2 separate regions of the Mus musculus genome follow, and region 2 is linked to region 1. A link is a loop called in an ENCODE intact Hi-C map of the cell type or tissue named here. Cell type or tissue: heart. All regions are shown on one strand. Each heading gives the region's core, and the rest is flanking DNA. Links, peaks and the distances in the headings are about the cores only. Region 1 overlaps Gm32098 (a long non-coding RNA gene). Region 2 has its middle 26 kb from the start of 2310008N11Rik.

What was found. Peaks named below come from ENCODE experiments on the same cell type or tissue, not always from the same donor. Only the 100,000 strongest peaks of a DNase experiment are listed, where the experiment ranks them.
Region 2: it touches region 1 in a loop (2.2-fold over the local background); 2 of 42 quality-filtered maps call a loop at or near these places.

The regions. Positions count from the first base shown.
Region 1 is chr8:26,680,003-26,695,097 of GRCm38, forward strand. All of the region lies in intron 2 of Gm32098 (a long non-coding RNA gene), which reads right to left. Among named protein-coding and RNA genes, the nearest start is that of Gm32098, 11 kb to the right of the region's middle. In heart, for the core only: CTCF peaks have their summits at 7,292 (motif pointing right) and 9,283; no DNase peak of the experiment used is centred there; H3K27me3 peaks cover 185 bases.
Region 2 is chr8:26,842,810-26,857,904 of GRCm38, forward strand. No RefSeq gene overlaps it. Among named protein-coding and RNA genes, the nearest start is that of 2310008N11Rik, 26 kb to the left of the region's middle. In heart, for the core only: no CTCF peak of the experiment used is centred there; DNase peaks (open chromatin) are centred at 2,882, 5,522, 6,242, 6,452 and 1 weaker place; H3K27ac peaks cover 2,272 bases; H3K27me3 peaks cover 1,024 bases.

The DNA.
Region 1 (15,095 bases), core at 3,769-11,768:
GGCTCCCCTCCGCTAGAGAGTTCTGCCTCTGGGTCTCAGTGATGTGGGATTCCTGCAGAGAGGGAAAGCAGAGGAGGGAGGCAAATATGGGGAGCCCAGATAGTTCCCTGCTGCACAGGCAGTCACCAGGAGAGTGACAGCAGAGACAGATGAGCCCCAGCAGCTAGGGCCTGCTCTTACACAAAATTCCTTCATCAGCAACTCCCTGCAACCATCCGTTAATCTTCTGGTGAAGGTACATTTGTGTATTGCCTTCCCAGGTAACCTAATCTACCATCTCCTTTATGCATATGTGTGTCTGAGGTATTTTTTTAAGGGATGGCACCAGGGGTGGGGTACTCACCAAGAACCAATCTGCCCAACTGTGCATTGCTGCAGGATTTAAACCCAGAGACTGCATCAGAAAGACAACAACAGCATTGGCCAACCTGTACTCCCCGCTCCCTACCTATGGAAAAGTAGATCCTCAAATGGCCTAAAAATGATAGACAGATGGATAGATAGATAAAGTCTATTATTAGAAGTAATGTGTAACTAATTAAGACAAGCAGTTTTTCTACATCTGTGTGAGTTCTAAGATAACTTACCAAAAATCATTTTAGTTGCAGCAGAAATAGAACCAGAGAAACTGAGGTGAAAGACATCAATCTATTTATACTCTACCTCCAAATACAGCCCAGGGGATAGATGCATGTATGCATACATACATTCATGTGTATGCACACACACGCACACACACACACACACACATATCCCTGACTTAGAGCATTTGGAAGAGGTCTGATCCTTTTAATTCATTTCTTTAAAAAAACAAAAACTATTTGGTGATAATATTGTCTAATTTTGAAAACCTCTTTCTGCTCCCAGCCTACAAAGACAGATTTTTGAGCATGACTGAGACAGGCATATTGGCAAAAACATGAACACAGCGCACATGCACACAAACACAGACCTCCGCGCTCCCACTCAGCCGCCCACCCATCCTCACGTGTTCCATGTGCCCAAACAGAAACACAAAGACACAAACATTCTGACATCACTGGGAAGCCGGGCTGTGCTTCCTGCAGAGTTAACGGCTGTCTTCCCTGTGTTTCTGACGTTGGAAGTTTCCAGCCGCATTAAAACAATCTGTGCTCCTCTGGGCACAGGAAGCATTTCTGTAGACACTCGGTCTGACCAAGCTGGAAGCAAGTGTGGACGAGGACAGAGGACTCTGGGATGGGAAGAGTAGAGTGTACTCTTTGCCTGCCTCTTGTAGCCCAACTTCCCTTGCAGAACAAGCCTGGCCTGAGCCAACTCCTCCCCTTCTGGTCTGCTGGCTAACTACCAGGAGGTGTTGAGTAGTTCAGCACTGTGTTACAATCCATCTTCTCCTTCTCGCCGTGGTTTTTTGCCTCATAGCTGGTAAGAGGGCTCCCTACTTTGGGTGGATCCTATTGACTCTTGACTTGGACATGCAATCTGCTTTGATCTAGATTGGACAATTTGTTTCCACTTGTGATTTTTGTACTTTAGTCCACTGGTCCCAGGAGGAGACCCACAAAACCCGAAGTTGGGTCAGCTTACCCACAGCCCAAACCATCTGATTGATCTGCAAGGCAGTGAGAAGGGATGGTTGCTCTTTTCACTCATTATGGGTACTTGCTGTGGTACAGCACTTTGAGGACAATGGCTAACAGACTCAAGGACCCTCAGCCATCTCTTAAGACATACAACACAGGATTTTACCTTCCTATAGATGAGACAGCTTCAAAGAGTTCATTTTCCAGAAGTCTCGCAGTGGGGAAAAGAACAGTAGCAAGCAGACCCTGGATACCCAGAGAGAGAAGGGCCTGTGGTAAGGAAATCTTTCTTTCATACTTCTAGCTTCAATACTTCATACATGACTCACAGAGAGCCAGAATCTAGTTGTGTGACGTATCCCATCCCCCACGCATTCAGGGGCTTGGATTTTGTGTGTGTATACAGTGGACCCTGGTATATCTTCCTCCACATAGAGGACCCTAAATGCCTGTGTGTCCTTTGACTAGAAACTCTTGCCAATGGGTCCTATTGCACCAAGGCCACACCTGCCTGCCCCTCAACGTGACCCACCTAAGGGTTGAGACAGGGCAGAACCAAAAAGACAAAGGAGCTCAAGTCACAACCCCCAGTTTTTACTTGCTGTGAGTCCCCTGGCCAGTCCCTGCTCTGGTTTGTGTGGGGTTGCAATTAAGATTTCAAAATGATTTTATTGTAGAAGACCAGAGTGGGCACTCTACAACAGAGACAGGATTCCCAGGAAAGCAGACCAGAAGGTCCCTTCTACCTACATCTGATGAGCTAGAGAGCCTTTGATTGGAGGGGAAGGCACACAGGTAAGGGCGGGAGGCAATCTTCAGAGAAACCCAGGGCAGCTCTTCAGGACACCAGGGCTCCTAAGGTTATGCCTGGGTTCAATGTCTCAGTATTTTCAGCTCAGCTTCCACATATAAAAGGTCAAGGGGAAACCCATGCCAGGGATACCACACACCCCAAAAGCTCTCTCCTTCCTATTTTTTAAAGAGTAACAAAAATGGTCTCAAAAGAAAGGCAAGAGAGGAGTAAGGTGTGTAAGGGCAAGACAGACAGAGACCAATATGGGAGGAGATGAGCAGACGAAAGACGTGTCACTCAAACAAGACAATCACAGCTGGAGAAACCAGACTCTGCCACAGGAGGAGGAGACGGAAATGGCATGGGGTCCCTCAGAAGGGCTGTGATCTCACAACCATATAAACTGGATGCTTGAGACCCCTAACAAGCTAACACTTGAAGTCTCCAGTGTGGCTGTGTTAAGAGATGGTGTCTCTACAGAAGTAATTAAAGAAAAATGAGATTGTGAGAGTGAAGGCTGGTGTGAACATATTCGACGTCTCCTCAGAGACACCAGAGTGCTCTCTCGCTCTCCTATGTGGGTACACAACGATAAGGTAGCTGGAAGATGTCCCTCAAGAAAACAGATTTTTCCAGAGCCTTGCTCTTGTGCATCCAGGTTCCAAAACTATTAAGAAATTAATTTCTGTTAAATCGATGGCATCTTTGCCTTTTCTTTAAACCATCTCAAGACCTGGCTCCAAAGCATCTTGTGCCCTCTCTCTCTCTCCCTCCCTCCCTCTCTCTCTCTCTCTCTCTCTCTCTCTCTCTCTCTCTCTCTCTCTCTCTCTGTGTGTGTGTGTGTGTGTGTGTGTGTGTGTTTAAATGGAGTTACCCTAGTGCAGCCTATATAGCAAGCCAACTGGAGGAAGCTTCTTGAACAGTACCCACTTGGTTTCTCTCTGCTCCTCTCAGAAGCCACAGTGTCAGGTGTGGGATACTGCCCCTCAAGTCATTTGTCAGGGGCAACCCTGAGACCCGCCACAACAATACAGGCCATTTCCACTTTACTTTGTCACCTACCAGAACTTGATGGTAAGAGCCTCTTGCTGAAGTCACCACAGGCTTTGGTCACAGGACGTGAATGAGGAAACCAAGTTGGTACTGTGCAGAAAGCCCTTCTATCTCTTGGCTAGCTTTCATAGCACTAGAGGGTTCTATGCAGTCTGCTGATGGAAAAAGGGGCTCACCTCTTATCTGCTTATGAACCCTGTGAAGTAAAACAATAACGGGAATTTCCATAGAGTAGTAGCATGGATTTTATGGGTGTAACCAACCACTTTCTGGTTGAATTTAAGGCTTTATCCACCAAAAGAGATGCATACCTGGTATGGTACATCTGGCCAAGGACACATAATTGGGGGTCTCATAGGTCCCATGGGTAGACTCATAGCATCAGTCTGTTATTCTACTAAGTGGACATAGCATTAGACTGCCCTTGAAATTTGTGACTATACCAATAGGTTACTTTCGAGATCAGAGAAGTTTCCTTATGAAGTGGACAGTGGTCAACACAGAAACTTACAGCTGACCCAATTGCAGGGACTCCGTGAGTATGAGGATCAGTGTGGTGAACTCAGTCTGTATCACCCCCATAGATCCTGAAACAGAGCCTGTATCAAGGCTCTGGAGCCAGTTCAAAAGAGGAGTGGAAACGTGCAGAAGCCACGGGGTGGAGAACACTAGAAAGAGAGTTTTAGACCCAATACAACGTCTGCACTCATGAACTCAGGGCTGTTGTGGTTGCCTACACAAAGTCAAGCTAGTCAACATCCGAGCACAGAGGTAGGAAGGAGGGGTCTGTGAGGCCCCACCCAAAGCAGGTATTAACACTTGATGGCTTCTAGGAGAAGGAGAGCCAGTTTTCTTTCAGAGTGAGGCCCTGGTGGCTAGCCATGCTCCAGTGAATGGAAGACAGGAAGTCAGGAGAGGATAAGGGCCTGAGAAGGTGTATCTGGGAGGAGCTAGAGGAGGGCATGGGAAGATGATCAAAGAATATTGTATGGAATTGTCAAAGAATTAACAAAAATGATGTATTAAAAAATAACTGGTTCCTTCAGACATTTGAGTATCTTACATTGATGGGCCTTGAAGATCTCCTTCAGGTCCCCCAAGAACTACTTAGGGTGGCATTTCCCAACCTGTGGTTTGAGACCCTTTGGGGTCAGACAACCCTTCCACAGAGGTCTTATATCAGATACCCTGCATATCAGATATTTACATTGTTCATAACAATAGCAAAATGACAGTTACGAAGAAGCAAGGAAATAATTTTATGGTTGAAGGTCACAGAAATGTGAGGAACTGTAATAAAGGGTCGCAGCCTTAGGGACTTTCAGAAATGACAAGATTTTCTTTTTCCAGTTTTGGATGACATAGGCAGAGGAAGCCACTGAGAGTCAGGATGGGGTCTCTGTAGGAGAACAGAGGGCTTGTTGTGAGAAGATTGCAACCAGTCAGAAGATCAGGCAGCCAGCACCTTGTAGAGCAAGGATCATATCAGAAAAAACATCCCAAAGAAGAAAGGCAGAAAAAGATCAACATTGCTCAAATGGCCAGAAATCTACCTGTAGGCCCTTGGTCTAGTTTCCCTGTGGTCTAGTAGCTACCCTCAACACAGAATGTTTCTTTCTTCGTGCAGGGTACAAAATGTATTTGGAGATCTCAATCACTGGGGCCCTCCTTCCCCCACAAAACATAGATTACTATTTTGTGTTTTGATTTATACAGTAGATTTTCTAATGACTGACACATAATTGAATGTTTTAAGCCAAAGTGTATCAACTCTGTCCCTAAAGCAGATCCAGCCTACTGTGGATTTTTATGTGGCCTGTGAGCTAAAAATAGTTTTTACATTTTTAAGTAGTTGGGGAAATCAAAAGAAGAATGACCTTTGTGACACATGAAAATGACGTGAAGTTCACACTTCAGCAATCGGAAATAAAGATTCATTAGAATATAGCCTGGCTGGCATATGCAGGAATTGGCTGTGGTTGCTAACACACAATCACACCATACCTGAGTACCTGTGGCAGAGACTGTCAGACCACAAAGGCATAAAGTTCTCTCTCTCTCTCTCTCTCTCTCTCTCTCTCTCTCTCTCTCTCTCTCTCTCTTTCTCTTTCACCATTTACAGAATTTACAGAAAACATTTGTTGACCCTGGTTCTGAAGATACTAGAACAGTTGCTCAGAGCTGGGCATGGTTACACATACCTGCAATCCTAGCACTCGGGAGTCTGATGTAGGAAGATACTTAGCTCAAAGCCAACTCAGGCTATAATAGTGAAACCTTGTCTTAGAGATGGACACAGAGAGAGAGACAGAGAGAGAGAGAGAGAGAGACAGAAAGAGACAGAGAGAGAGAGACTAGGAAAAACAGACACAGAGACAGACACACAGAGACAGACAGACAGACAGACAGACAAACAGACAGACATTCAATATAAACCCATAAATATACCTTCCCCAAGGTCTTCTCTAATTCCAGGTTGCTTTGGCTTTGGGGTTCTATTAAAATGAGATATCCCTGTGTTTATCAGTCACTCCCATCCACAGTGATGAGGTTAGTTGAGGTTTGGCTCCATGCCTAATTGGGTGGCAAAACCATCTCTATGTTCAGACTCCACCACTGTAGCAGTAGAAATAAGCCCTTCATTCTGTTCAGGGAGTAGAGAGGTCCCGGACCATCACTTACTAGGGCAGAAGCTGTCAAGTGAAATGAGTGGCAGGTTTCTGCTGAGCCTCTGTTTTAGAGATTTAACAGAAGCAACAGAACATGAGTGGAGGCCAGGCCCATCTAATTCCACATCATAGCCAACAGTTACCGCCTGTTTAAGTATCTCTCTGAGCTTCTGTGTAAAACGAAAGCAATACCTGTCTCTTAGAGTCAGGGTGTCAAGACTGGCTTGAGATGATACACTTTAACGGTGTGCCCTGCCTGGTAGATGTCGCCTGTCCTCAGATGGTGGTCATGATTATAGCCACTGGGACAGATAGAAGAGGCTGGCCACTTGTGAGCTAGGTAGGCTTAGGTCATCACCTGCCACTCTGGGCTGCTGCAGTTCCTTCATTGGTGAAATGTACGAGAGGAGAAACCTACTCTAAAGGTTTTCTATGAGGATTCAATGAAGTAGCAAGAACCATCGATGGTGGCCCTGGAGTGTTCCTCAATAGTGACACATTAGCAAGCAAGTGAGGAGAATGCAAAGATGAACCAAGAAGACTCAATATGTCTGAACACCACTGGGGAGTCGGGGGAGGCATCTGGGGCCAGTGCACATTTGAAGGTGTTTCCTGAAAACCCCACACCTTCCAGAGGAGTGTGCTGGCCTTTTGTGTCTCTTCTATCTCCTTTCTGCCCATGTCACAAGGTGCTGGGACACTTGCAACTTAGGTCTAGAGTGCCCTTGTCATCTGCTCATATAAATGATGCCATCCTTACTAGTAAGCTAAAACAAAGGTGCCAAGTGGCAGGGTTAGCACCAAGAGTTCAAGCACAAGTGTTTTCTATGAGAGGTCAAAGTTCACCTCATATGGGCACCTGGGCTAATAGCTATGGATTAAGGGAGACCACACAATCAATTTTGCTGGCTTTTTTCATTCCTGGTAAGCTTCCTACTCCTTGTGCTCTTTGATTGTAAAAGCATTCCTCTTCTGCTTTGGGGAATTCAAATTCCTTTGCATCTGCGTTCACACCCCAGAGCAGTGTGGTACTCCTTTTATTTCTGCTAAGTGCTTCCCAAGGAAGGGCCATCTCTGAACAATAGCCTAAGTCATCTTTGGGCATGTATGGCATTGGTTGTTTTGGTGTTTGTTTGTATTTCCTCTTTTGAAGATGGCTTTTTTGTTTTCTTGTTTTCTATTTTTGAAAGTGGCTTGGTTGCATTCTGCTGCTGGGCCAGAAGGGGGAGGCTGAGGGAAGAGGATTCCTGTATATGGAGGGAGGAGAAACTTGGAAAAGGAGGAGGGAGGAATAAGGGGATCTGGGGAAGAGTGAGGAGAGGGGAGGACTGAATGAAGCAGATTCCTAAGAATCTGTGAGGAAATCAGCTTGGGGGAGAGCAATGAGGAGGGGGAAGGTAGTGAGGGTAGAAGAGTTGGGGGATACATAGAAAGAAAGGGAGGAGTGGGGGAAGGAGATGGGGAGGAGGGGAGGAATGGGGGAGGGGGAGGAAAGGGGGGGAAAGGGGAGGAGTGGGAAAGAGAAGTGAGGGGAAAGAGGAGTGGGGGAAGGGGATGGAAAGGAGGGAGAGGAGGGGGAGAAGGGAGGGGAGGAGTGGAAGGAGAGGAGTGAGGGGAAAAGGGAGGAGTGGGAGGAGGGGAGGAGTGGGAGGAGGGGGAAGAGTAGGGGGAGGGGAGGAGTGGAGGAGAGTCACTGAGAGAAATGGGGAAGTTAGGAAGACAGGGGAAGAGGAGGGTATGAAATCTAAATAATTATAATAAAATAATAATTGCAGCCATCCCTTTCCTGTGCTCCATGCTCTACATACATAGCGGCACTTAATCTTCACAACAACTCCAGGAGGTAGGTATTAATATCCCCATTTTTCAGATGAGGAAGTCAAAATGCCAGGAACAAAAAGCCTTCAAACTTTCAATTTGTGCACTAATTTCCAGGCAGCCGGTTTGCCAGGCTCTCCCCAGTCATTTCATAAGTAAATACTGGCAGCCTGGATTTTTTTTTTTTTAATTTTTAATGTTCACTATTCCAAGCTGCGGGTCAGTAACAGAATACGTGGGAAGTCTTTAGAAACAGCAATGAGAGCTTTGGAAATGGCACCACTGAAAACCACTGCTTCCACACTGGGCTTCATTCAGAGTTCAAGGCTGTACATTTTTCTCCCACACAAATTCAACAGAACGAGAAACCACAGGAATTGAGTGTTTTCCAGGTCTGATCTGGGGAGTCTGAACTTTCAGAAACAAGCACCAGGAGAAATATATTTGAAACTACTTCTCTAAACAAAACAAAACAAAACAAAACAAAACAAAACAAAACAAAACAAAACCCCGTAACCTCTCAGCTTCCAGGCTTCTGGGTCTTTGAACAGCTTGGGACTTTTAGCATACACCACATCGCTGGTGGCAGTGAGCAAAGAGTCAACAGTATAGACATTGTGGTCAAGTTCCTGATGGGACTTAGACTTGTTAGAATCTTCCAATTCAGGCACTTGTTTTTATCCAGATCAGGTATCACGACCAAACACCTCCAGCCCTGTTCCTCCACAAACTCCACAGATGGCTTCTAAGCTCTGGGAGTGTCCAAATCCCTGTATCTCTGTTACCAGACTGCGTGTGCTCCCCGTATATACCCTACAGGGCTTTCTATAAAGTAAGTATCCTGAAGGAATAGATAAATGAACTGCACAGTCTGTCTTGCTCTACGCTTAAGGTTTGAGGTTTTACGGGGGGGGGGGGGATGCGTATCCTTTTCCCCCACTGTATTTCAATTGAATTTGTCAAGAGCCTCTGTGTTGTATTTTTCCAACATGAATCACTGATGATCTAACAAATTAATTACCCATCCATCCTGCCCTGTTTGAGTGAGGTCATGGGAGAATGGATGGGTTCTGCTGACCTCCTCTGGACTGGAATGTCACAGCCCCCATTTAAGGACTCAAGTTCAATACCAAAATTGCCAGTTTAGGTTAGAATCAGACCTAAATGTATCTTATTATACACAGAGGCGCACAAATGCAATATGTCATCTTTAATGGTTCAGAACAGAGCCTAAAAAAATAGTGTCCTAGCCCAGATGAGTTTTATAGCCTTTGATATATGGCTTTCATTATTAACAATAATTTCTGTAACTGCATCCAAATTCGGGAGGACACATGATGAATATTAATTGTATTTTTTTATTTATTTTCTGCTCCCACTGGCTCCCTCTAGGGCAGACCTGCAGCCCCAGTGTCTTGGTCAGCCCTGAGATCTTACATTGTCCTGTGTGGGATTCTCATGATTCTGGGCACAGCCTACTTCTGCTTCTAAGAGTATCATGCACTGAATTTTTTTTTCTTTTTCACTGGAGAACAGGGCCTCTACTCACTGGGTTTTCTTAGCTCCTTTTATTTTACAAAGATTCCCCCCTCACACACCCTTTGTCATTATATTAAAATCTAATTGCAAGACGACTCTCCTCACCTAAGTCATCAACAAAGACCAATTATTTCTAATGCATGCAGAAGCAGGGGACGTGTGGAACAATAAAAAGGCATGCGGTAACCTAAGCCTTTTTCACAGTCAGGCTTCAAGTTCACATGTGAATTTATGCCAGTTTTGACATTAGCCGAAAAAATTAACAGTTCTCAAAAATGAAACTCTCACAAAAGGGGTTTTGTGTTTCAAGCAGAATAAATTATAGTGTGATGTTATTAAAACACTTAGTTGTTAAGTTGCCAAGAAAATCCAGTATATTCACACAGACTCGAGGACCTGTCTCCATGCAAAGTAATTAAATTAGATTTATGGGCTGCATTACATCAGTGTTTGATAGTTCATTTTTCCTTTCTTCATATTTTGCCCTGCTTTATTAGAGCATGTGACAGATGGTAAAAATAGTGTGAAGTTTCTTGGCCCTGTGCTAAATCCCCTTTCGGTTGTATATCTCTCTCCTGTCAGCTCTCCCCAGCGATGATAAATTAACCTCTCTCTTTGTATCCCAAGTGTGGCAGTAAAGCTCTCTTTTGACACAGCACTATCACTTCATCTTAATCTGTGCTGTTTCGAGGAGAGAGGAAGATGTTGCAATCGCTACCACGAGTTTAAAGAGAAGATTTATTGTGTCAGAAAAAGGGAGGATGATTAATATAATATGCATCATTATATTTTTCATTTCGTCTCATTTGTTGCCTTCTAGTTCGCAGGGGTGGGCCACCTTCCAGATTGGCATTAGCCTCCAGCCCTGCCTAGTGGGCTGAGCCTGGGGCTAGCAGGAAGAAGGTGACCATCTCCCTTCTACCCTTACCACACCACTGTGGAAGAAGTCCGGGTTTTCTCTCTGGTGACTGGAGCCAGCTTCTTGCCTTTACCAAAGATCAGCAGCACCTGGGTTGACTGACCCAAGCCTGCCTTGTAAGCAGGGGACATAAATAAGGTTGCAAGCTATTGTTTGAGGTGCACCACAAAACTAAACAAGAGGTGAGGTCATCAAAGTCCCCGGAGACACCGCTGGCAGGAACAGAAGAAACGGTGTCATAGGAATGTCTGAGCAAGGAGAAACATATTGTTATGATTATTTCTCTTATTTATAATAAAGCTAAAGTCTCTTTGAGCTGCTCCTTGGCTGTGAATTGCTTACATCTGTAAACTGACTTTATTTATTCTGCTCAAAAGGCTTTCATTAAATATCACATACTTGACAGATACCATGCATGCAAAAGATGAATTGAAAAATCTCTCCTGCTCTAGACTGTGGATACCCATTGGCCTACTACAGAGCCTGTCTCACTTTCCCACCTCCTGGCACTCAGGGTACCAGATAGGGAGTCAACCCAAGGAGAAATCCCTACAACAGGAAGGTTCTTCAATCACAGAGACCAGAAGCATTGCTGATTCTATGAGCATAACTAGAAATGTGATGGGAAAATAGTCAAAGCACAATGAGTGACCACAATCCAGTCTTTCTGATGGAAAAACCTAGATTGTTCAGAATTTGCTGCAAATGAGGTAACCGTATTCCAGACAATTGAAGTATCTTCATCCGATACTAGAAGGACCAAAGAGCAGCCCTGACCTACATATTCTTACCTACTCACCCACTGCTTCCCATCTCACCCCTCTAGGGTGCCATCTGCCCTCTCACCCAAGAAGGGCATGACACCTGTGTTTGTAGTCTGGGCTGTACTTTGTGGCCTTAGTTGGTAATTGATGGGACCGGACATGTGCTCATCAGGATTTTTTTTCTACTGGTAATACGAAACAGAGGGAGAAAAGCAGCTAATGGGCAGGAAAGAGAATGAGCGAATTCAAGACATGAGATGGCTACAAAATGCTGTAAGAACACAAAACGGGGATGCTATGGCAGAGGCAGATGTGAAAGACTGAAGACAAAAGATGCAATAAGGACTTCCTGGGCCCCGATGCAGTCTTCCATACACTCCTGTTCTTAGGACCCACCTTGGGTCTTTCAAATAAACCACCCTTCATTGCTTTGGTTTTTACGATTTTTTTAAATGATGTGCCTACGTGGGCTGTGTGCACATGAATGCAGATGCCTGTGGAAGCCAGAAGAGGTCGTCGGATCAACCAGCGCTAGAGGTACAGGCAATTGGGAGCCATCCCTGGTGGGTGCCAGGAACCAGACGCAGACCTCTGCAAGAGCAATAGTCACTCTTCACACTGAGCTACTGCACCGGCCACACATTTTGTTCTTCAAGCAACCTCTCTATTTTCTGTTTCTTGTAGCTTAGTCTTGGAGCACCTCTGTTTCCTACAAGTCCTTAGCACCATTCTTCTCTTCCACCCAAACTGATTTCTTTTGCATCACACAACCATGCCTTGGATGGGCCTATATTCTCAATGTCCCTTTACCCCAAATGTTCTCTCTCTCTTTCCCAGGATCAACACTGCCTGTCTTGGGTGCCTCCTGGAAATTGCTCCAGCCTTTGCTAATTATCTCTCCCTTGGGTTTCTCTTAAATAATCTATAAAACAGCATTTAACAACTAATTGTATTCTGTAATGTATGTTGTATTATGATACTAACCTTGTCTCCCCTGCTCAAACAAAAACCTGTGAGTTTGTGAAGGGCAGCAATGAGCCTAGCATTGTCAGTGCTAACACCTGAGGCAGGGGATGCATCCCTCAGATGGATTCCTGCATCTAGTGCTGCTGAGAAGAAGGAGATAAAAAAGCAGGAAAGCTGTAGTTTAGATAGAGCCAGAAGTGTCCTCTGCCTCTTGCTTCTCCTCTGTACTATAGAGTTTTCCTCTCTGAAGTGAACAGGGTATATGACCCCATGTTCAGCAGGATGACAGAGCAAAAACACTGCCCTGGGACACGAGAACTGTGGTTCCATTTACAAGACGATCAAATTTATGACTGCCAGAAAGGAAAAAAAATTAGGGTCCTCTAGCAGCGATCTGGGGTGATATGTCTCAACCCAAACTTTGGATGAACTAAGCATGATTTCAACTTAATTTCGGAAATCTAAATATATGGAATGCATTAGCTGATTTTATTTTTGGCAGCAGACTTAACCATTCTAATCATGTTTTGCTCCAGCGAATTTTAAAATTAGTTTGCATTTCCTAAGCACACATCAGCTGAGGGCTAGGAGGAGGAGAAGCGAGGGGGGATGCTAGAACACTTGGTGGAGATTAAAACTTTCTTGGCAGATGCTTCATCAAATGGATAATCCACATAAGGTATATGGAAGCTGACTCGAGTTGAGGTCTTGGGCCTGGAAGGATGTGATTGGAAAATGAGTGTTGTTCCACCGACTCATGTAATAATAAAGTGTTGAGCTGAGGTAGAAGGAAGGTGCCACTGACTGCCTGCATTTCTTCTGGAAAAAGCTCTTGGCTAGATACAAATCCACATTTTCTGCATGGTGGTAAGTGACCTCTACTTATTTGCAGACTTGATTAATATGTCATTCTTCCTAATGAAGTGGCATTATTACGTGAATAAAAAAAATCTGCTCCTTCTGAGAACTTGGTGCTCTTTCCCAGCCTCGTCCCTGTCTCTAAGTCTCAAGATGGATGACATAGGTCAAAAGACTTTTCCGAAGACTGGCAATAGTGATTGCCTTCTGTAGGATTGTCTACTGTGTACTAGAAACCTTATGTTTTAGACAGGACAGCCTTAGAACGATCCTGAACGTCCAGTTGACTAGTTCCCCCTACCTCCCGTTGTATATCTGAGAACACTGAGTCAGGATGCAGTCACATTGTGCTGCTTAAGCCAGTGCTCACCTGAAGTACTATGACTCAAGAAATATAGCCTTTGGCCTGGGCAATGGGACAGTGAGGCTTCAGTCACAAGTCCCCTTTAGGGGTAGGGGAAGGACTTAAAGAAAGACAAAAGGAGCATGTTACCCAGGCCCCCAGGATTCTTGTGCCTCTTGATAGGAGCACAGCTCTTTGGTATCTAACAAAGAGTAAAGGATTCCAGGAATCCATAGAACTTGTGACTGAGAGTAGCTTCTGGAGTTGTTCTAACCCAGGTTTGAAGGCAAAGAAACAACACACCAGCTAACACTCGATGTTCCCTGTCATAAGCTTCCACCGTTATGGACAACCTTCATACCACTCAGAACCAATGGTAGGGAGAAGGCATGAGAGGCTAAGATGCTCAGAGCAACCTCATCACAGGAAACACAGAAGAGCCTAGAAAGGAATTCTATATGATTATCCCAACATTAAGTTAAAGACAATCTTTAAAAGATATGGGTAGTGGTCTGAAAGTCATCTCTGTTGGTCACCTCTCATCTCTGGGACAAACATGAGCCACCCAAAGAAGGAACAGTGTTTGACACATGCTTGCAGTCCATGGCTACCCCATTGTTTTGGACCTGATATGAGGCAAGGGCATTGTGACAGAGGACAGGAGGAGCTCATCTCATGACAGCCAGGAAGCAGAGAGCAGAGCAGAGAAAGAAATGGATATACACAGGTCCCAAGACATGACCCACTTCCTCCAAATGAGTCATGCCTCTGGACTTTTCTGTAATTCCCCAATAATACTATCAAATTATCCATTTATCATTAATTTGTCCCCTCTATGGATTAGAGCCTTCATCACTTGCTCACCTCTCAATGATTAGGCCCAATAATTAGGACACAAAGCCTTCAAACTCTTCTGAACCAGAAAATTGTCTTTATGAAAGTCAGGGTTTCTATTGTTGAGGTAAAGCATGACCAAAAGCAACGTGGGTAGGAAAGGTTTATTTCATCTTATAGCTTGTAGTCTATCACCCAAGAAAGTCAGACAGGGACAGAAGCTCAAGGTAGGAATCTGGAGGCAGGAACTGAAGCAGAGGCTATGGAGGCACACGATTTATTGGCTTTCTCATCATGGTTTGCTCAGCCTACTTTCCTATAGCACCCAGGGCCACCAACCCATCCACACTGGTCATCAATCAAGAAAATACACAGATTGACCCACAGGCTAGTAAGGTTCAGGCATATTCCTGAGGTTCCCCCTTTCCAGATGGCTCTAGCTAGTGTCGAGTCGACATAGCACTAGCCAGCACAGTAACAAAACACCTAAAATTATCAATTTAATGAAGGAAAAGGTTTGTTTCTTGCCAGTTATGCTTTCAGTGGTTTCTATTGATGGTTGCTGGGCCCTGTCACCTCTAGGCCTACAGTGACACACAGTACAACATGGTGGGGAATGCTTGGCAAAATAAACTACCCTGCTCATCAGGAAGGGAGAGAGACAGAGAGAAATATCCCAGGATCCCCAAATTATAGGAACATTCTCCCACATATCTATTTCTTCCCACAAGGCCCCAGTGATAAGAAGTTCCATCTCCTCCCAACTGTTCCAGTCTAGGAATCAAGTTTTAACTACATGGCCCTTTCAGGGACATTTCAGATCCAAACTATAGGACTTGAGGTATCAGTCAAAGTTTTGCAGAGAAACAGGACCACTAAGGGAAGATAGATAGATAGGTAGATAGATAGATAGATAGATAGATAGATAGATAGATAGATAGATAGATAGATAGATAGATAGAGAGGGGGGGTTATTG
Region 2 (15,095 bases), core at 2,420-10,419, 160 kb after region 1:
AGTAAGTGTGATTTTTAATTGTTTAAATAAGTAGACAAGGGGGCTGGAGAGATGGCTCAGCAGTTAAGAGCACTGACTGCTCTTCCAAAGGTCTCGAGTTCAAATCCCAGCAACCACATGGTGGCTCACAACCATCCATAATGAGATCTGACACCCTCTTCTGGTGTGTCTGAAGACAGCTACAGTGTACTTACATATAATAAATAAATAAACCTTTAAAAAAATAAGTAGACAAAAAGAAAAAAAATGTATCCACTCCTGCATTCTTCTCACCATCTGCTACAACAGGCAACCAATCAACAGGGCCATATTCATTGGATGCCAATTAAATTGCCCAATATGGTGGGTGTTCAAAGAATAGGCATCAACAAGCCAAGGTCACTACCTTGGGGGAAGGTTCTAGGATGATGGAGATGATGTGGAAAAAATAAATAAATAAGAAAATGCTAAACAGAAACGAACATCAGTATTATTATAAGAAAGCAACTTGTACTTGGCCAGGCTGGGGCTCAGCAGCTTCAAACGACTGCTTACTGGCTCTGTGATCTTGACCCCTGTCAGTCTTGGTTTTGTTTGTTTGTTTGTTTTTTACATTGGGAAAAGGAGAAAAATATTACCTCTCTCATGGATCTGTGGCCAAATTATAATAAATGGCCATCATGTAATGTGGAGGCTATTTCTACCTCATAGAGGTGGGCTACAGATTAAACACATTAATATATATGTGTGTGTGTGTATATATATATATATAAAACCAAGCAGAGCTATATAAATGTTAGCTATTATTGCCTTGGAGAATATAGGCTTCCTGAAGGAAGGACTTGGGGCTGCCTTTACATGCAGTGACACGTTCCCAGAAGAACAGGTGCTGCCCCCACGGTTATCAATATTAGCTGAGTGGGTTAATGAACGAGCTGACACTGAGCAGGAGCAAAAGCCGTTCCAAGAAAGCTTCCTGTAAGAGGTGACATAATGGGTAAATAGGGTTCGTGCTGAGAAGGGGAAGACCCAGGCATGCAGAAGAAATAGGACTGGGGTGGGGGTGGGGGGGTTCCAGGCAAGAAAGAGCATTGAGTGGGACCTGAAACCTTGGGCAGTCCAGGACATGTCAACTAAAACCTGCCAGAGGCAGACTTTCAATCTCCTTCATTTTTCAGTAGCTGATCTTAGTGTGACCAAACACAACCTGGGAAACCTACCCAAGAGACACGAGAGCGTTTGACAAAAACAACCTCTATCAGCCCCTCCCAAAGCCTCCAAGTCGCTGGGCATGATCCAAGCCACAGCACCAAAAATATCATTTTCCCATGAGCCTTCCACCTCTAGAGAATGTCCCATCATCACATGGGTCCCTACCCCATCTGCCTGCAAGACTCCCAGCCCACTCAAGAGTCAGGCAACCATGCCAGTGCCAGTGAACTCTGACCCCATCGATCCCAGCAGGGGCTGGGGGAAGCATTTACAGCTTCAAAGATCCTGGTAAATGTTAGCCAGCAACCTCCTCCCAACCGCCACCTCCCACCTCTTTACCCTCCAGGCCACCAGGGGTCAGAGGCTGGGGTCACACCTGGCCAGGGCCCCCAAATTCCACGGCCTGTCATCCCTTCAGAGTCTGCCCACTGGCTCTTGCTATATACTTTCCCATCCCCAGATGTGGACCCAGAGGCTGGAGAAGAGCTGGCCCGCAGAAACAAGACCCCTGAAAGGGATCCCTTTGGGAATAGGTTCCAGTTCTCACCCTGGAAGAAACGGGGTAGAGACGTTTTCCTGGACCATCAATCCTGCAGGTTTCAGTGACCTTTCCCTGACCCACCCCTGGCCTGCTAAAGGCAGGAAGGCCAGTTAACTTTTACCAGCCTCCCTTGGAGTAGCATGCTAATAGGAGCCCAGAGGGAGTGAGGTTCACAGAAGTGTCACAACCCAAGCAGCACTCAGCCAGGCCACCTCCACCCACCGAGCCACGCCCAAGCTGCAGGCCAACTACCCACTCCTTTCATGCCAGTCACAGGGAGTATAAGGAGCAGGGCTCTGGGCCTACAAAAGCAACAAAGGCGCACATGCCCCGGAGGATTTGCCACCACAGAGGGCATTTGCTTCAGTCCCACCTAGTCTTCAATTTCCTCTGTAGATGGCTTTCAGGATGTCAGGGCCTCACTGCCACTGCCACCACTACCACCGCCACGACAGCCACCACCAACACCACCCCTGGCACAGGCAGAGTCTAGCCTACCATTTTAAGACGAGCATTGGTAATCACTGCTTGACAGGGCAAAGAGTGGAACCAACCGGGGCAGTAGCTCTGCACTGTGGCCAGCCACCTGTGGGGGCCATTACTCAGCCTATGCGGTGAAATGGGCACTGCTTACGCACTCCTCTTCCACCCAGCTCTGGGCTAAGTCTCCCCCACGGGTTCCTCTCTGAGGGGATGAGGCCTAGGTGACTCTAGCAGGCTAAAGGCCAGAGCCTGGATGGTGGACCTCCCAGTGGGGTGCTGTATGACCTGGGAAGCTTAGCCTGTCTGTGCCTTGGTTTCCACCTAGCAAAACAAATCGAGAGGGAAGGCTTTGGTTTTTTGTTGGTAGTTAGTGGTGGTTATTTTTTTTTTAAGCTTCCTTCCTGTTCTCCATTCTAACTCCAGGTTCCCATTGCTTCTGGGTTCTTCACACCACCACCACCACCACCACCACCCGTCCTTGGTTACCCCCCCCCCACCCCATTCTTCAGCTCCCACCACATGCAGAATTTTATAGTCAGGGGATTATCTGGCCTAATCCCTTTATTTAAAGAGCAAGGTCGCTGGAATCCGAGACATGACTTAGCTTGGTGACCTTGGCCCAGATGCCTCAGGCAGAACCAGGCCTGCAGTGAAAGCCCTCTTGGCACTTGGTTCCTTAGGTTTTGCCAGCTCCAGCTGAGTGCCCAGATAACTTCACCTCCTCCTCATAAGGAACACACCAAATTTCTTCCTCTCTTTCCAGGCCTCCCTCACCACCTCCTCCTCTACTAAAATAAAGCTCAGTCATTCCCGTGCAACAGGTACCAGGCCCACCCACCTCTGAAAGCTCCCTCCCACCCCACCCCTACACAAATCCTTTACACTTTCCAGCCTCCCCAATGCTTTCCTCCCCACACCCCTCCTGGCCTGGCTTGGCTCCGCCCTCTCCCTGCTACAGTCTGCTTCTGCCTGCTCACCTAAGCCTTTCCTTCCACTCAAGAACACATCAACGACCTCACTGCTTCTACACAAGCTAGACACTGCCGTGGGCCCCGGTGGTCATAGAACCTAGCAGCCTGAGGCAGAATTCTGGCCCCATCTGCCTCCCGCCATGGAGCCAAAGCGAGCTACTTCACTTCATTGCGCTGCTGGTTCTTGCTCTGGTGAAGGACTCCATCTTGAGCTCCATCCACAGCCAGCCTCTGTGAACACATGAGATTACTAACACAACACAGTGTGCAAGTGTGTGTGTGTGTGTGTGTGTGTGTGTGTGTGTGTGTGTGTATGTGTGTGTATGTGTGTGTGGTCCCCCTGAATATATTCTTTCCCTTTAGACTTTAAGTTTCTCTGAATTGAGTGCAACAATGTGTTTCTTAGTTCCTTCTAAGTTTGTTAGTGTTGTGGTGAAAGGGATATTGAAAAAGGAGATGAGTTCAAGGCCAGCCTGGTCTACAAAGTGAGTTCCAGGACAGCTGGGGGCTACACAGAGAAACCCTGTCTCAAAAAAAAAAAAAAAAAAGGAAAGGAAAGGAAAGGAAAGGAAAAGAAAAGAAAAGAAAAGAAAAGAAAAGAAAAGAAAAGAAGAGAAAAGAAAAAGGAGATGGAGACGTGCCTAAGAACTCAGTGTCAAGAACACCTGAGCACTGGGAAGGCGCAGCTTGTGACCTGCAAGCCTGCACTGCTGCCTGTGGACTGTGGGATAGCGCATTCCTTCCCTGCGCAGATTCCACACCCCAAGAGCTCCTGCCTACCGCCCACCCTCTCGTCACCAGTGAATCCTTTAAACTGTTGGTTCACCTGCTCTGCTCCATGCCTAGCTCAGACCCTGCCCCTGCAGACAAAAGGCTCCTGCATGATTGATGATGACAGTGACCTGCCACTGACCCCCCCTGCTCAACCTGGGTCCTGCTGCTACCCACGGGGCCCTCTGGTCAGCAGCCTCCACGATTTGAAATGCCGATGCTTGAGTCGCTGCTGGGTTTCCTCATCTTGCCAAATAGAATCATATGGAGAGGTTTGAGTTGGGTAATGGGAACGTTCTCCGCCCAGCGTTGTTACATTGTAACTACTCTGCAAAGGATATGACTGGAGAGGATAGCTTTGTGAAGGCAGAGGTTATACACAAGGACCAATCCGACTAGACTTTACTTCCTTACAGCGATGCTTCCCCCAAATGATGGCATACAAGCATGCTTCCCCACTACCATCCTGCCCACAGCTTTCTATTTAGCTCCACCCTTGCCCAGAGCTTCTCTAGCTGTCTCTTTAGGGCAGGCCAGATCCCTGGAGCTGACGCCTCCTCCTCAGCGCTTATTGTCATTGGTTACTTGGGGTATTTGCTGACTGTGCTCTCGCTCTCCTTGCAGAAGGATCTGTCTCCGCTAAACCACCAAGCATCCCCATGCCATAACTTTAAAGCCATTTATTTACTTCCATTTATTTGCCAAGCCCTCAAAAAAATAAAAAATAAAAATAAATAAAATATAAAAACCTGGTTGAAGTGACTTCCTGCAATCAAATCCTGGTGCCCGGATGGAGTTCACAGTGACCACCATTTGAACAGCCTCTCTGGCCCCTTGCTGCCATTTTAAACAGTGATGCTGCAGGTTCTGAAACCTGCACCAGGGAGTAGACTAGAAAACAACAAGAATCACGAACCGTGACAGCATCCTCTTGCCGCTGTTTCTGCTTATACTGGGTAAACGGTACTGGAAAAGAAAGGGTGTGTGTTCAAGAAAGCAGAAAATAGAGGGGTGCAGTATTTAACAAGAAGGGAGGTCTGGCCTACCAAAATCCCATCCCTGTCTTGTGCCAGGAGCCATCTCCAAGAGTCTCTCTCTCTCTCTCTCTCTCTCTCTCTCTCTCTCTCTCTCTTCCTCTTCCCCTCTCCCATATCCCCTCCCTACTTTCTTGTCCTTTCCCCCTCTCCCTTTGTTTTCCTGTGCCTCCCCAGCTGCGGAGGACTTTAATGACATCAGAAATGAGAATGGGGTAAGATCCATAAGAGCCCAGGAGAAATGAAAATTGTAAACCCAGGCAAGAATGTTGCGTGGCACGGAGCTTTGAGTCCAACCTGGACTACAAAGGAAGACCTTGCCTAAAAAGTAAGGGGAAGAGGAAGGAGAGAAAAAAAAAAACTATAAAGCAGAAATAAGGCAACCCTGCTCAAGAACATCTAAGAACATTCCACAAACAGCTGGCCTTGGGAAGGCGATGGGGCGGAGGGGGATTTCCCAGGCTTTGATTCCAGAGCGCCCGTGGGACAAGAAAAGTTCCCCTGAACAAGCCCCATAGACTTAAATACATCTGTACTCCGTTCCTCATCCTGAAGGCTGGCATCCTGCCTCTGGCAAAGGGGTGCTGCGGGCAGAGGGATGAAGAGAAGAGTTTAAGAACTAAAACATGGACCCAACGCTAGACGGGCTCCTCTTTTCTCCCTTGAGCAAAATGAGCTGAGGGAGATGGAGGGGGGAAGGGGAGCATGGTCCAAGCCTACTGAGTCGCTGAGTGAAATTACAGGGCCCTGCGAGGGATGATTAACAGCCCGCATGGTTTTCTGCTTCAGAGCCATTACTCACTGCAAACCTGGGGCTTCTCCGTTACATAGCCCGGCACAGGCCGACCATTTTTTCCATTGACTGAAAACACATTCTGACTGAAAACAAACTTTGGATCCCCGAGGCTTGGCAGGCCCTGGGTCCTTCTCCATATTTAATCAACGGGAAGCTAAACACTTTCAATCTACGATGGCTCATTTGGACGGGGTCTCGGGGCTTTTTGCTCCGTGCCAGATATAATAACTCTCCTCTCTCTTTTCTAAGGCCTATTTTATAATTTTGCTGTTTTTCAATGTCAAGCCCATCTTTTGAAGAATTTTTATTGGATTTCCTGCTAGACTTCAACAAGGATTTTTCTTGCTTTGGCAGAAATATCAAGCAGAAGAGGGGAAAAACTCAATCATCGTCTTGGAAAAGTCGGGATGGTGCGTGCGCGCTTGCGCGTGGGGGCGGGGAGTGGGGGAGGGTGAGAGAGAGAGAGACCTTTGTCTGTTTGCACACAAACAGGTTTCTAGAAGGCTGGAGTTCTCACTGCCAGCTTCCAGGGCCCCTCTAAGTCGATAAGGTACTGTGAGAGTGATGGATGGGTGCACATAGCAAGTTGGAGCTGGGCATGGAGACTCTGGAGTGTGGCCGCCAGCCAGAGGGAAGGTGCAGCTCTAGGAGATCTGGGTGCGAGCTATGACACCCCTGGACGTGCCTGTTTATAGAAATCACCATGGGAACACCGAAGGATGGGGAGGCATTCTCCACTCGGGAGACAGCAAGCCAACTCTTCCAAGATAGTAGAACCCAAGACTGGGTGGGGAGGCACGGCCCAGAGGCGGCCATTCACCACGCTGTCTGCTCCCAGCTTGCGGGCAGCAGCAGAGGTTTTGCTTTTTCTTTATAAAGATAATTCCCCTGGGGAAGCAGCTTGCCAGTGAGTGACAGCTTTTGTTTGCTCATGTTTTCCTCTCCTCCCAGAGTCAACTCTCAGAATATACCAGAATGTTCCTTCACACTCCACTTTTTCCTTTCCATGTTTTCGGGGGGGTGGAGGGAGGTGGAGGGGAGGATGGGAGCAATTTTCACAGAGTATCATCCAGAAAAAAGCAGTTTGTTTTTGTCCCTTAGTGAGTCGGCGGGACAAAAAAAAACCCTCGATGCGTCTTTTTCTGTTCCTGTTTACATTTTACTTTTTTGACCTCTTAGGCTAAGAAGTCTGAGCCGCTATTAACGTCCCAGTTTAGAGAGCATTGTCCCCTGTTTTCCTGTCTCTGTATTCCCACAGCAATCGTCTGAGAGAGACGGGGCATATATTGGGATCACTGTCTAAGAGATGTGCAAACAAGAGTCACAAACCAAGTGACCTGCTGGAACCTTGCAAGTGGGGATTCAGATAGGAATCAGAGAGAGCAGCTTGCTTTCTTGGCTGTCCTAAAGACTGAACCCACAGTCTCACCTTTTGCGAGGTATATACTTGCTATTACGCTATGCCATCCCCACCCATTCTTACTTTGGTCTCACTAAGTTGTCCCGGCTGGCTTTGAACCTGTCTCGTAGCCCCTCATAAGACTTGAACCTAATAAGATTCTCCTGCCTCAGCCTTCTGAGTAGCTGGGATTATGGGTCGGTACCACCAGGGCACTTGTGTCTAATGAGCTACATACAAAACACAGGGGAGTACCCTGATATTCATTTAATAAAAGCATCCCCTTTCCTCCTTTGCTGGGGAAAGCTTCCTGAACAAATTATCTAAACCAACTAAACACACTGAAGGCAGAAATATCATAGCTTCCCACACATGTCCGCTAATTGCAGAGCAGTTTTATTGCAGGCTTAATAGAAGGCTTCCAGGGCATCTAAGCCACCTCTTCCTCTACTAAGAGAAAAGGACATCTAGAAGCCAGGTAATGCAAATCACTTGGAGAATACTCAGCCAGGCCCCAGTCCTGCGCTAGAATATTGTAGGATGCTACAGGAGGGAAGGATGCTGCCCTTGCTCTGGAGGCATGCACAGCCAAGCTGAGGAGGTAGAGCAAATAGATGTAGGAGCCTAGAACTGTGCAGAGCTTAGAGCTCATTCATCTAAGTCCCCCATTTACCAGTGAGCTAGGACAGATGGAGGATCAAGGAACCAAGAGGAGGAATGGGAAGTAAGTGTTCGGGGACCACAGCTGTCAGAGAAAACAGAAGCCAGCGGGGATGCTCTCTAAGAAAACAAAGCTTGCTCTCGACCTTGAAGTGCATGCAGGATCAAATGAATCAGTAAAGGGGGAAGCTTGATTCCCATGTGCCTGTGCCTCTGCAAGGAGGCCAGAGCACAGGACCAGGAGGAGACAGGGGACGGAGCCGGATGGAGCTAGGTCATGAGGGTCACAAGCACCGGAAGAATGGCAAGGCCAGAGTTCAGTACACTAGGAACAATTAAGCCCTCTTCCTACAGTTTCTTCCAGATCCATGCCTATCCCCACCTTCACAAAAGCCTAGGTACCGATTTGTACCTAGCTTTGAATCTAGTGAAGGAGAGATCATGCAGAGTTCTTCGGGACTAGCATCATCTAGTCATCTCGACTCCCCTTGGCCTCTTCTGTCATTTCTGCAGGCACCCTGCATCTTCACTATGCTTTCAACGTGGCCATCCGGGAAGTGTAAGGCAAGGACTGATTTCACTGAGCGAAAGAGGAAAGGGCGAAGCATCGAGGGAGGGGTCTTGAGATGCTCTTGAGAAATGATGTGCAGAGCTCCTGTTCTCCAGTCACCAGGGAGACAAGCTGAAGGGCCTGACGGCCAAAGGAGCGTTCCCCAAGCCCCTGACCAGCTAAGGCTCGGGTACCTTCATCCTTCTAGGCTTCTGTTCACACCGTGGCTCACCTTGCGAATCATGTCCTATAACCATGAATGTCTCCCTGCTCCCTTAACCAAGACTAGGAGAAGGACACATCAGATCTCCTGACCCACAGTCTCAGGGCACGGATTTGGCAACTGTTAACAACCAATACTGTGAGTGTTCACCAAAGTGTCATTGTTGCTCTGCCTCCAAATAAAAGCACTTCTGAAACATAAAGATGCCTTTGTCCCCAGCCCCCACCCCACCCTGCAACTCCATCAGCAACACACACTGCATCTTCCTTCCTCCTCTATAGAATGCTCCTACTACCACGTAGGACCCTAGGCTCTTCAAGCCTACCGCACTCATCCTGACCTACTTTCCTAATGGAAGAAAGACTGGACCCAATAGCCTTTTCTCACTGAAAGACTCCAGGGATCGAAGCTTCCTACCCAACTAGACAGCCTTTACATACATCCTCGCCCCACCATCCACTCTCTACCAATCATCTCTCCACTCCTCCATCTCCATCCATTCCCACCCAGCCGTCCAACCGCCTGTCCTTCCCCGCCCTGCCAATCCCTTCAACCCCGGGTTTTCACAGCCTCCCAGGGCCGTCCCCTTCCTTCCTTCCTTCCTTTCCTTGTACAATCTCTCTTTGTTCTCAGCGCGGCCTCCATTTTCTCCTCTCTCTCCTCGGCTGCTCGAGGTTAAGAACATGCCATGGTATTCCATAAATTACTTGGCAAGCGTGGGTGACAAGAACAGAGTGTAATTCAGATTAAAGTCGCCCTCCAGCTGAAATGATAGTTTATTAAATAAACGGCAATGCTGCCCATCAACTTGGCTGGCAACTGGCCTCTTGTATTAATCTTCCTCGGGTGATTTAGAATCCACCTGGGTCCTCTGAGAAGATTCTCCCATCATTTCCTTCCCATCTCTCTGGATCAGGCGGCTGGGCCTGGTGCAGTTGACAAATTCCCCAAGTAATCCCTCAAAAGATTGGAGAACGCTCGGAACGCTCCATTAAATTTATTCTCCATGCTTTAAGAGACCCAAACTATGTCCAATAAATAAGTGTCCCTGTGATTTACTGAAATGCTCCTCTGATTTAAAGTTATAGGGGGGAAATATAGAGCCCCTGGGAGCCCAGGACCAGCCTTGCAAGTGAGACCAGATGTGAGATTTCTGTCCAGGGAGGGGAGAAGAAGGGGGAAAAAACCCAGCCCAACTGGTGGAGGTTTGAATGTGACAGTGTCTGAACCCTGGTTCTCAGCTTTAACATAAAAGGTCCCCAGTTGAGCATTCTTTCTCACAAAATTTATTGTAGTTGTAGTTAGAGGGGGAACCATCAAAAGAGTAATTCTGGCCCTTGTTTTGCACAGCTCTTTTGATAAATATGATACTTAGAAATATGCCTCCCACTAGACAGGAAAGCCATATAGTTAAAATGAAGTAATATGTCAGTAAACTCACTAGAATCAAAGCCAAAATGAAACCTGTAAAAGGAGAAGGGGAAAAAGACTCCACTTAGAAATGCTCGCTCGACCGAGCTGAGGAGAAGGTAGAGATTAAGAGCTGTCCTTTATTCGGATATTTTTATCTGCAGAGTTAAAAGTGGAGATTTATTTTTAAAGGGGGCTATTTATGTTCCGATCTTCAACAGATGGGTCTGTGTTCCTGCCTCTCTCACACAGCCCCGGCTCGGCAGAAACAGCTTCTCCAGGCGGCTCAAACTTACCCAAATGAAGGAGAAATTAGAACTGGGGGAAGTCAGTGGAACCTTGGGAGCTAGTTTTTGAGTATTGGATATGCTAGCTACAGGGGTTGAGGTGCAACCAAAAAAGAAAAAAAAGAAAAAAACAATTGCCTCTGTATGTATGTATGTATGTATGTATGTATGTATGTGTGTGTGTGTGTGTGTGTATGCCTGTGTGTGTGCACGTGTGTGTGTGTGCACGTGTGTGTGTGTGTGTGTGTGTGTGTGTGTGCATGTGCTTGTGCCTGCATGCACGCGCAAGCGCATGCACACACATGTTGCTTCCTAAAGAGCTGGCAAATAGGTGCCATCAATGGTGGATGTCCACTGTCATCCATGGTTTGGATATGGAATGCCCTCCGAAAGGCTCCTGTCTTAAAGGCTTAGTCTCCCGTGCAGTATCATTCAGAAGTTGGACAACCCAAAAGGTGATTCGATCATTAAGGAGCTCTCGACACAGTGACAGCTCAGCCTGTGCTGAGTGGGCTATAGATGGTAGGGCTTTCTGGAGGAAGCAGGTCACAGAAGGTATGCCTCTGAAAGGTAGGTATCTTCTTTTTGGTCTCTCTGTCTTCTTGGAGCTCTTTCCAAGCTGCCATGAGATGAGCAGCTAAGCTCTATGGCATGTCCTCTCCCATGCTGCTCTACCTCACCGCAGCCTAAAAGCCATGGTACTCACAGCCCGGACTAAAGCTCTAAAACTGGCAAAATGGACTCGTGTCCCCCTCAGATGTTTTGCCACACCAATAAAGAATGAGTGACAACTTCAAATAGAACTCACTTCTCAATGAGTCCCTGCCATACATGAATGGCCAACTTAGAAAATACCTCTCGTGTGATTAGGGAAAGAGCATATTTGGAGTTAGTCTCTTGGAGAAATTACCAGCCCTCCCCCAGATGTTTCTTACTCTTCTCCGTAACTATGCCACAGGAGAACAAACTCCCTGGTTCCATCAGTAACTGGACAAGATGTTTCAGAAGCACAGGCCTCAAAGCCTTCAAGAAAGGCCTGGATATCCCAGGACACCCCTCACTCTCTGTCACCAGGCACTGGCCTGGGGCGCTTCCCTAGGACCATTCCCTAGCAACCCTTTCCCCTGGTCTGTCTGCTTCTCAGGCACTCCCTCCTTCCTGTCCCCAGAACAACACCTTACAGAATGAGAGGGTTTCCTGTCTTCCATGCCCTGCTCAGGAGGAGGAAGATCTATCTGCTCTTCATCTGTAGCATAGTTACCTCCCCATCTCCACCCCCTCCTGGGATGAATACAAAAAGACTGAGACTCACTGAGTTGCAAGTTGCCCTACTCAGCTTCCTCCCAATTTGTTCTGTAATGAAATTCCCCTTAAGTAAGTTTAGGAAAGGGAAGAGATAAATGAAAGGTAATATAGCACAAAGGTCTTAAGCCTCAGGTGACTCAGGGGGTGACTCTGGCTCTGTCACCAGTCATGTATGTGGCCTGAAACCAATGGAATCACCACCAGAGACTCAATGACCTCATCTCTGTGATTAAGGGTCAGACAGGGCGACCTCCTGACACTCTGAGGTGGTTCCCCTCCCCCCGCCGTGCTCCCTCCCCTCCTCCACCTCAACAAGCTAGTCTGGACAGAGCTGGAGGGTGTGGAACTTGAGCGGCACCTGTGTTTACACTGTACAATCTGCAGTTTACTGTAATAAAATCATTTAATACAGTCATAATTTTTTTGGCAAGGGGTTGTGTTTATGGTGAGCGAGACAGAAAGCGAATGATTGACTCGAGCTGATTAAAACGATAAATCAAAAACAAAAGAGGGAGGACACGGAGAACACAAAGCCACCAGCAAATCCAATTTAAGACAAGTTTTGTGACTTTGAGGGAATGAGTCTGTCTGATGGTGTGCCAGCCTGAGAGGTGGGGGCCCAGGGCAGAGGACGTGAAGGGACGGGATCCAATAGCTCTGCTCAATGCGGCTTATCCTCTCAGAGAGAGAAATGAGGAAATGGCTAGACAAGAATTCATTTCCTTGGGCCCCAATCTTCAAAAAAGGATTTAGAAGGAGATCTTGGGAATAAGCCCTCAGAATTAATGTGTATGTGCTTGCACTTGTTCATATACATCTGCATCTAGCCTGAAGACACAAGCTAGAGTCATCTGAAAGGAGGGAACCTTAGCTGAAAGAATGCCCCTACCAGACTGGCTGGTGGGCAAACCTCAGTGAAATTTCCTTGATCATTGATTGGGAGGGGTAGGCAGCCTACCGTGGACGGGACCCCGCCTAAGCAGATGGTCTTGACTTGTAGAAGAATAGAGTTTGAGGAAGCCACAAGGAGCAAACCAGTAGGCAGTGTTCCTCTGCCTCATTTCCTGCCCTGGCTTTCCCCAGTGGGGAGTGCGCTCTGAGAGCTTTAAGCTGAAACAAAGCCTTTCTGCACCCAGTTTCTCTTGGTCATTGTGTATCTGAAACTCGATGGCTAACAACGGTTATCCAAGCTCTCAGATCTTCCACCCTTGCAAATGTTGTGCTTCCACAGCCTGCTACATGCTAGACTCTGTAAGGCAGAAAGGTTATCCAAATAGTTCACCATCCAATGACGCCTGAATGCTTGTTCTGGCTTAAGAACCATCTCAGGCTCCAGAGAGAGAACTGTGAGAAGAGAATCTGTGACATTGTAAGACGAGGGTTTTTGTCGCTTTTACATTTTTGTGAATTAAGTACCGTGTTTCCCTCCAAAAGAAGGCCCTAAGTCAGTGGTTCTCAACCATCCTAATTCACCCTTTAATACAGCCACTCAGGTTGTGGTGACCCCAAACCAAAATATTATTATCGTTGCTACTTCATAACCATATTTTCTAATGTTATGAAGTATAATGTAAATACCTGTGTTTTCTGATGGTCTTCGGTGACCCCTGTGAAAAGGTCATCTGAAGAGGTTGAGAACTGCTGCCCTAAGTAAAGACTTCTTTATGCACCTGTGTGATCCGTGCTGTAAACTCTAAAAGGGCTCAGGAAGGTTCATAGTGGTCACTCTGAGCTACCTATGTGCTACTAGGATTTATTTACCTGCTGTGAGCTACACATCTTCATTCCGGTTGGTCTCAGTTCAGAGGGAACAATAGCCCCCCTTCTGTGACAGTGGCCTTGGGCTACTTCTAACCACCCTCTCTTCCACTGACAATTCAAGATTCTTCTTATCCTCCTCCATTGCACTTTTACTGGTCTAGGTGGTCTGGTTGAATAGTCCAGATCTACATCTCTGACCAATGCACCATCCCAGGCTGTGACTTATCTATCCGTTTGACACCTGCAACTGTACTTGCCCAGAAACACCTGAGCAAGAATCTCATTCTTCCATATCCCCTACTGTGCACCAGTGCTCTTACTTGTTCTGGTGACCTAATTCCATGACATCTGAAAGACTGTAGACTTCTACTCCAGCTTTCTCAATGCTTTGTTTAGGGAATCCAAAGCAGCCAAAGCTAGAGTTAAGTGGGATGTCTACTTGGTTTCCTGATTGAAGCCCTCTACCCTAAGCAGTAACCTTCAACCTCGTGCAACCTTTAACTATACACTGGGCTGGTGGAAAAGTCCCCAAATAGATTATAGCAGCTGATGGGGATCAGGGTAACAGGTAGTGGTTGCCTAAAGGGTAGCATAAAGTCATTGTACTTCGCCACCGTATCAGATATGCATTCTCTCCGTTGGAGACACATCCCACAGGAATCGCTAATTTCAGATTGTGCTGCGTTCCAGGGAAATAATCTCCATAGGCATCACCAGTAGCCCCTCAGCTATGCCTGCAATGGTAGGGATTCTATCTCTATCAAGTCAACAACTACGTATGATAAAACCAATAGACATCATGGTCACAGAGCCATTGCTGCCCCTCCTTTACAGTAAACTCAACAACTTGGCCTAGGACATGATTCAAGAATACCATGTTGTATCCAGGGATCCATCCCATAATTAGCCTCCAAACGATGACACCATTGCAACACTAGCAAGCGTTTGCTGAAAGGACCCTGATATAGCTATCTCTTGTGAGACTAGGCCGGGGCCTAGCAAACACAGAAGTGGATGCTCACAGTCAGCTATTGGATGAATCACAGGGACCCCAATGAGGAGCTAGAGAAAGTATCCAAGGAGCTAAAGAGATCTGCAACCCTGTAGGTGCAACAACATTATGAACTAACCAGTACCCCGGAGCTCTTGACTCTAGCTGCATATGTATCAAAAGATGGCTTAGTCAGCCATCACTAGAAAGAGAGGCCCATTGGACATGCAAACTTTATATGCCCCAGTACAGGGGAACGCCAGGGCCAAAAATATGGGAATGGGTGGGTAGGGGAGTGGGTGGGAGGGTATGGGGGACTTTTGGGATAGCATTGGAAATGTAATTGAGGAAAATACGTAATAAAAAAATTAAAAAAAAACTTTAAAAAAAAAAGAATACCATTTTGGTAGGTCAGAGTCAACTAACCTTCAGATAATGATATAGGGTGAGACCTTACAGGCCAAATGGCCAAATTCATAACCAGAACATGTGTCAGTAGAAGTCAATGAGTCATTGTCCATTTTGGAAGAAGGAGGAGGAGGAGGAGGAGGTTTCCTTTAGTTTAGAGTTGTCCCAGTATACCCTGGATCACTGAACAGCTCTCCCACCACCACCACTTTCACATAGATAAGCTCTTAAATATTGGTAGGTTTATCTCCAACTGTCTACACCACATGAGTCTCATGTATTCCTCTTATATGCTCACCAGTTTTTATTAATCT